2 separate regions of the Homo sapiens genome follow, and region 1 is linked to region 2. A link is a loop called in an ENCODE intact Hi-C map of the cell type or tissue named here. Cell type or tissue: IMR-90. All regions are shown on one strand. Links, peaks and the distances in the headings refer to the core of each region. The heading gives the core; the rest is flanking DNA. Region 1 overlaps CASC15 (cancer susceptibility 15). Region 2 overlaps CASC15 (cancer susceptibility 15).

Evidence for each region. Hi-C counts contacts between places; a loop is a spot of excess contacts. Peaks named below come from ENCODE experiments on the same cell type or tissue, not always from the same donor. Only the 100,000 strongest peaks of a DNase experiment are listed, where the experiment ranks them.
Region 1: it touches region 2 in a loop (2.5-fold over the local background); 2 of 110 quality-filtered maps call a loop at or near these places.

The regions. Positions count from the first base shown.
Region 1 is chr6:22,135,746-22,138,670 of GRCh38, forward strand. The region is part of intron 9 of CASC15 (cancer susceptibility 15); the gene reads left to right. NBAT1 (neuroblastoma associated transcript 1) reads right to left here. Exons shown (of 3, transcript NR_034143.1): 3 at 1-924. Among named protein-coding and RNA genes, the nearest start is that of NBAT1, 10 kb to the right of the region's middle. In IMR-90, for the core only: no CTCF peak of the experiment used is centred there; no DNase peak of the experiment used is centred there.
Region 2 is chr6:22,078,781-22,081,705 of GRCh38, forward strand. The region is part of intron 8 of CASC15 (cancer susceptibility 15); the gene reads left to right. Among named protein-coding and RNA genes, the nearest start is that of NBAT1, 67 kb to the right of the region's middle. In IMR-90, for the core only: no CTCF peak of the experiment used is centred there; a DNase peak (open chromatin) is centred at 1,201.

The sequences.
Region 1 (2,925 bases), core at 210-2,709, 57 kb after region 2:
ATTGGCATTAAAAAAAAACAGTATTTTTGAGAGGACCAGTCCAGACAATGTGTCTGTAAGATAGACTTTACAAACTTAGTTTGATTAATTTTTGTTTTTCCGAGGATATGATTCTTTTCTATAATTACTGTTCTGTTTTTTTCTGACAGGCTATCAAATATTGGCTGCCTTAAGCTCTCTGTGAACTGAGTTATTCTCAATAATACTCTGTATTATGAAGGCATTATTTGAGTGGCTGTCCACTGTGATCTGGTTATTTGGAGCTTTACATAAAACAGGTGGTTCTTGCATCTCATTGACATTTCTTATTATCCAGAATTCACCATCCTTTTTCTATGGCTCATCATATGCAGGCCATCACAGACAGGGCCCTATCCTATGGTTTGCCCGAGTTTATTTGGTTTTTCATTTACATTGTGGTCTTTTCTCTTAGATACTCCAAGTTTGCATGTTTTTGGACTTTATCAAGGCTCTTGCTATATGGTTATGTGTTTATTTACACTGGGAATAATTCCCAAAAGGCTTTGCAATAGCTAATTGTATTTGTTTGGCTCTGTGAGATGACCCAGGCACCTCCGATTCCAATCAGAGGGGCCACTTACTTTGAGTGGACATGAGGCTGATGCCCAGAACCAAAGAGGAAGCAGCCTCTGATCCATGATCCTATAGTCACAGTGCTGCTCAATCGTGCCGTTTCTGCTGACCCAAATGCCTGGAGTTGACCCTGTTTGTCTCTCCAAACCTCTTTACTGGTTTTCCTTGACTTAGATGATGCTTTGAACTTGATCTGTTGTACTATGACTGTAATTCCAAGAGCACAGGCTTTCCCGTCATGTAGAGCAATATCCAAATCCTGCCTCAATCGTTTGTTACCTTTTGATCTTGAGGATGTTACTTCATCTCTGTGGGTTTCAGTTTCTTCATCTGTCAAAGGAGAATAACAGCACACTGGCAGAGTTGTTATAACAATTAGATAAAATGTTTCTAAAACTCCTTTAGAAAGCCTGGTTCTGTATCATGGACACTAACTATGAGGCCTGAGCAGATTCAAGAGAGGGATCTGCCTTTGATATGGTTTTGGGTGTTAGGGGTCAGGTGGGAGAAGAGAAAAAGAAGGAAGAGATACAAGGCAGAGTAATGGACTCTGGGGCAAGAATTGTGGAGCCTCACTACCTGAATATGCAGCCTGGCTCTCCCATGTGTTAGCTGTGTGGCCTTCGTGGTTATTGAACTTCTCTGTTGCTGCACTTTTCTCATCTATAAAATGGAGATTGAAATAGTGCCTAACTCAGTAAATGCGAAGTGCTCAGAGCAGTACCTAACATGTAGTACTAATTGTCCAGTATTAGTAGATTTACTCTTTTCCCAGGGTTTTACACTTTACATTTAACTACACCTGATAATCCGCTTACTGATCAATACGTCTTTTTGCAGCCTCAGTAACCTAAAAGTATTAAGATCATTTTGGCCTTTTTAGTATACTCGTATAAACAAAAGTTTCTCCTTTCAAAGAAGTCATATGAAGAGGTGCTACATTTATGTCACTACATCAACATATTTGAATAATTATTTTTAAATTTTCCTTAGATTCTGAAAAAAGAGATTCTTTTCAGTATCCTCAGTAATAACAAATCTTTGTCCTTGAATACAGAGTATCAAAAATTAAGCCAACTCTATTAAGATAAGTTATCTATGCAGATACTATCTTCTATATGTATAATTTTGCATACTTGTACAGTTAGATATACTTTATAACTTTATAATCTCAATAAAACATACACATATCTATTTATATATAAACTGTGAGTGAGTGAGTGTGTGTGTGTTTGTGTGTTTTGGGAAAGGGAGTATCAGGAACCAGTGTTTAATGTAAGCTGAACTATTTTCATGAACATAAATTCAATCATTGAGTCACAGCTCATATGAAAAAAATCACATGTGATTTATTGCATGTTTCAGAGCTTTTAAAATAAAGCCTAATTAGATTTTTGACCTTATGGGATGAATTCTACATAAAGCATGCATTGAGTCTAATGGAGTAAAAAATGAACATCTTTTCTTTCCAGTTCTGCCGTCCTTTTCCTCCCTTCCATATACCTACATCCTATAGACACCATAATACTATAGCACTGATCTTGGAGGAACCTGCAGAAAAGGCCATCAAATGCAGTGGGGGCGGAGGGGGTGCTGTACTTCAATAAGACACTCAATCTAACCTTGGGCATAAGCGTGCCTCCTCTTTGCCTGAGAAAGCTTTACTGCTTTAGCAGCCAGTGATATATCTGTATGCATTTGGCATCCTGAACGTGGCCACTTTAATTATTTTAAGGTTTCCTCTAAAAGTCTGCCTTGCTACTTGAATGGAGATGTGGTCATTTGTGCTAATTGCATTTTAGAATCTCTATTTTATTGGTTACAATAAGCTAATGTTTACAACTTTTGTTCATATCAAATGCCATTGGGCACTTAATTATGTAACAATTTGCTACCTAGGTATATTTTGCAAACATCAAAAGGCACCAGTCCATCTCCACATCACTATGTCTGTACTATGTGTGCATCATATAGCTGTGGCTTTTTTTTTCAGGCTCATTGAAGTGCTGCATTCCCACTGCTACTGAAGCCCAGGGTCTTGGCTTGAGAGCCCTCTGCCTGATGCCCAGAAAGGGATTTGAGACTGAGACAATATTGTTGCACTAGGGTCTTTGCCATGAAGCTTTTAAGAATGAGAGAAACTAAGATACAATATGACTTGTGGATCTCCAGGATCATACGCTGCTTGGATAGCTTACTTGTTGAAAGCAGGGGATCTTCAAAAGCCAAAAAACATGCCTCCTTTCTGACATATGGGCAGAGAGCCTAGACACTCAGAGACCTCTTCTATTTTACAGAAGATGGCGCTGAGGTCAGGATGGTGAAGGAACA
Region 2 (2,925 bases), core at 249-2,748:
GAATTTTATGGTAGGCCAGTTACTGATCAGTGCTACAGAGAAATACAAAGCAGCAAAGGGGAGGAGGCAGCTATTTTGTATACAGCAATCACTGATACTTGCACAAGGACCTGAAGGAGGTGAAGGAGGGGACCTGGGAGCCATAAGGAGAAAGACTTTGAAGTACGTGCTTGTTTGGCATATTCTAGGACCAGCAAGGAGACCCCCTGGGGCAGGGCAGGAAGCGCCAGAAGCTGATTGCTATGAGGTCTGACTGTTTTTCCTTGTTCACTCTAAGCTGGGAAGACAGTCACGAAGTTTGAGCAGAGCAAAGACGTGATCCGACTTAAAAGAACCACTCTTACTTTAGTGTTAACCATGGACCAGGCATCAGAAACCTTTTTATGTAAAGGTCCAGATAGTAAATATTTTAGGCTTTACAGGCTATATGATCTCTTTCACAACTACTCAACTCTGCTATTTTAGTACAGAAGCAGCCATAGACAATATGGAAGTGAAAGGCTACGGCTGTGTTCCAATAAAACTTTATTTTTTATAAAACAGGTGTCAGGCTGGATTTGGTTCCCATGCCACAGTTTGCCAACCACTAAACTAGACCATTTGCCAAGTGGTTTTGAATTGTGGCTATGAGTGCGTAATTATTTTGTCTGTATCACTTGTCAGCCAAAACACACCCCAAACAGTCTACCATCTATTGATAATTTTTATGTGTAATGCCCTATTTACACAATTCATCTGTTACCACCTCAAAGCCGTAGATGTAATTTAATAAGTTGATGCTTTTAAAAGACTTGTCTATTAGAAAGAAAGTTAGCCATTCATAGTTTCTTCATATCAAAGTTCCCATATCACTTTGAGGAATGGAATATCCAGGACAAGGACTGTGTTCCCTGTAATGATTGTTGTGAGTTCTGCTTACTCTTCTCTACTTTTTTCTCTGACTGGGCTAGCCCAGTGCAGTCCAAGAGAAATGTAACATGGGTCTCAAGTGCAAACCATATCAAGAAGTTTAAAACTTCTAGGAGCCACATAAAAAATGCAAAAAGAAACAAGGGAAATTAATTTTAATAATGTTTCGTTTAAACCAAAATATTTCAGTACGTCATCAATATAAAATTACCGAGATATTTTACATTCCATATCTTGTACGAAGTCTGAATTCTGGTGTGTATTTTGCAATGTAGACTAGTCACATGTCAAACCCTCACTCCGTGGCCACATGTGGCTCTTGGCAGAGATCTACAGGATTGGAGAAGGCTCAGAATTTGGCCTTCCCTGATGAATGGCCTTTTGTAAAAACAGTAGCAACACTAATAACCCAGCAATAATCTTTAAGCTAATTTGTGAAACTAATTTACTTTTTCTTTGAAAGAGATTACAGGTATGGACCACTTTACAAGCACTGAGATTATTATTATTGCTGTCTTCCAGTTACTCAACAATGATGAACAGCAAAGTATGATATAAGGAGGACTTCTAATATTCAATAGAGTTTTCTTTTCTTGTCTTTGTTTAAGTTTCTTTTTTTTTTTTTTTTTTTTTTTGAGATGGAGTTTCACTCTGCCACCCAGGCTGGAGTGCAATGGTATGATCTTGGCTCACTGCAACCTCCACCTCCTGGGTTCAAGCAATTTTCCTGCCTCAGCTTCCCAAGGAGCTGGGATTACAGGTGCCCACCATGCCCGGCTAATTTTTTTGTATTTTTAGTAGAGACGGGGTTTCACCATGTTGGCCAAGCTGATCTCAAACTTGTGACCTCAGGTGATCCACCTGCCTCGGCCTCCCAAAGTGCTGGGATTATAGGCGTGAGCTACCGTGCCTGGCCTAAATTTCTCATGTGCTTACTAGGTAACTGGTTACAAATATAAAAATTGCAAAATCAGCTCACTAGTGATTCTCTCACCCTCACCCCCAGCTCAATAACTGGCTCTAGAGTCATTTGGCAAGACTTTAGAACTGCACGGATTGCACCTTCTCCCCCTTCAGGGAGAATCTTCTGTGTGCTCTATCGGTTGTTTTCAATGTGAAACAGGACTCAGAGGTGGTGGCCACTGAAGGCCCAACCTGCAAATAAAGCTTAGTAATATTCATTTTGCACAATTTAAATACATATGTGTACATTTACTAATCTATAACTGATCCCCCCAATACAGAATTATCTGGAATTTGCATAAGAAACTGTTTATATAAACTGCAAAACACCTATATGTTAAATGATTTTTAATAGAATTGAAATTCTAAGAAATTAAATTCTTTTTTCTATTCTTTGAGAAAGGTTCTTGCTCTGTCACCCAGGTTGGAGTGCAGTGGCACGATCATGTCTCACTGCCACCTAGACTTCCTGGGCTCAGGCAATCCTCCCGTCAAGGCTCACAAGTAGCCCAGACTACAGGCACATGCCACCATGCCCAAATAATTTTTTTAAAAATTAATTTTTTCTGTGGAGACAGGGTCTCATAATGTTACCCAGGCTGGTCTGGAACTCCTGGGCTCAAGTGATCCTCCCACCTCAGCCTCCCAAAATGCTGGGACTACTGGCATGAGCCACCATGCCCAGTCTCTACAAAAAAACTTTTTAAAAAAATTAGCCAGGCGTGGTGGCATGTGCCTGTAATCCTAGCTACATGGGAGGCTGAGGTGGGAGGATAGCTTGAGCCTTGGAGGTCGAGGCTGCAGTGAGCCATGATCATACCGCTGTACTCCAGCCTGGGTGACAGAGTGAGAACCTGTCTCCAAAAAAAAAAAAAAAAAAAAAAAAAAAGGAAAAAGAAATTAAAATATAAGACAACATAGAGTTTGAGAGTTGGCAAACAGCAGGGCATAAATAAAATAAATAAAATGCTACAGAGCCATTTGACTAAAATTTTTGAGAAACTTGTAGCACTACAGCAGGGCTACTCCAACGGCCTGTAACAGCAGTAAAAG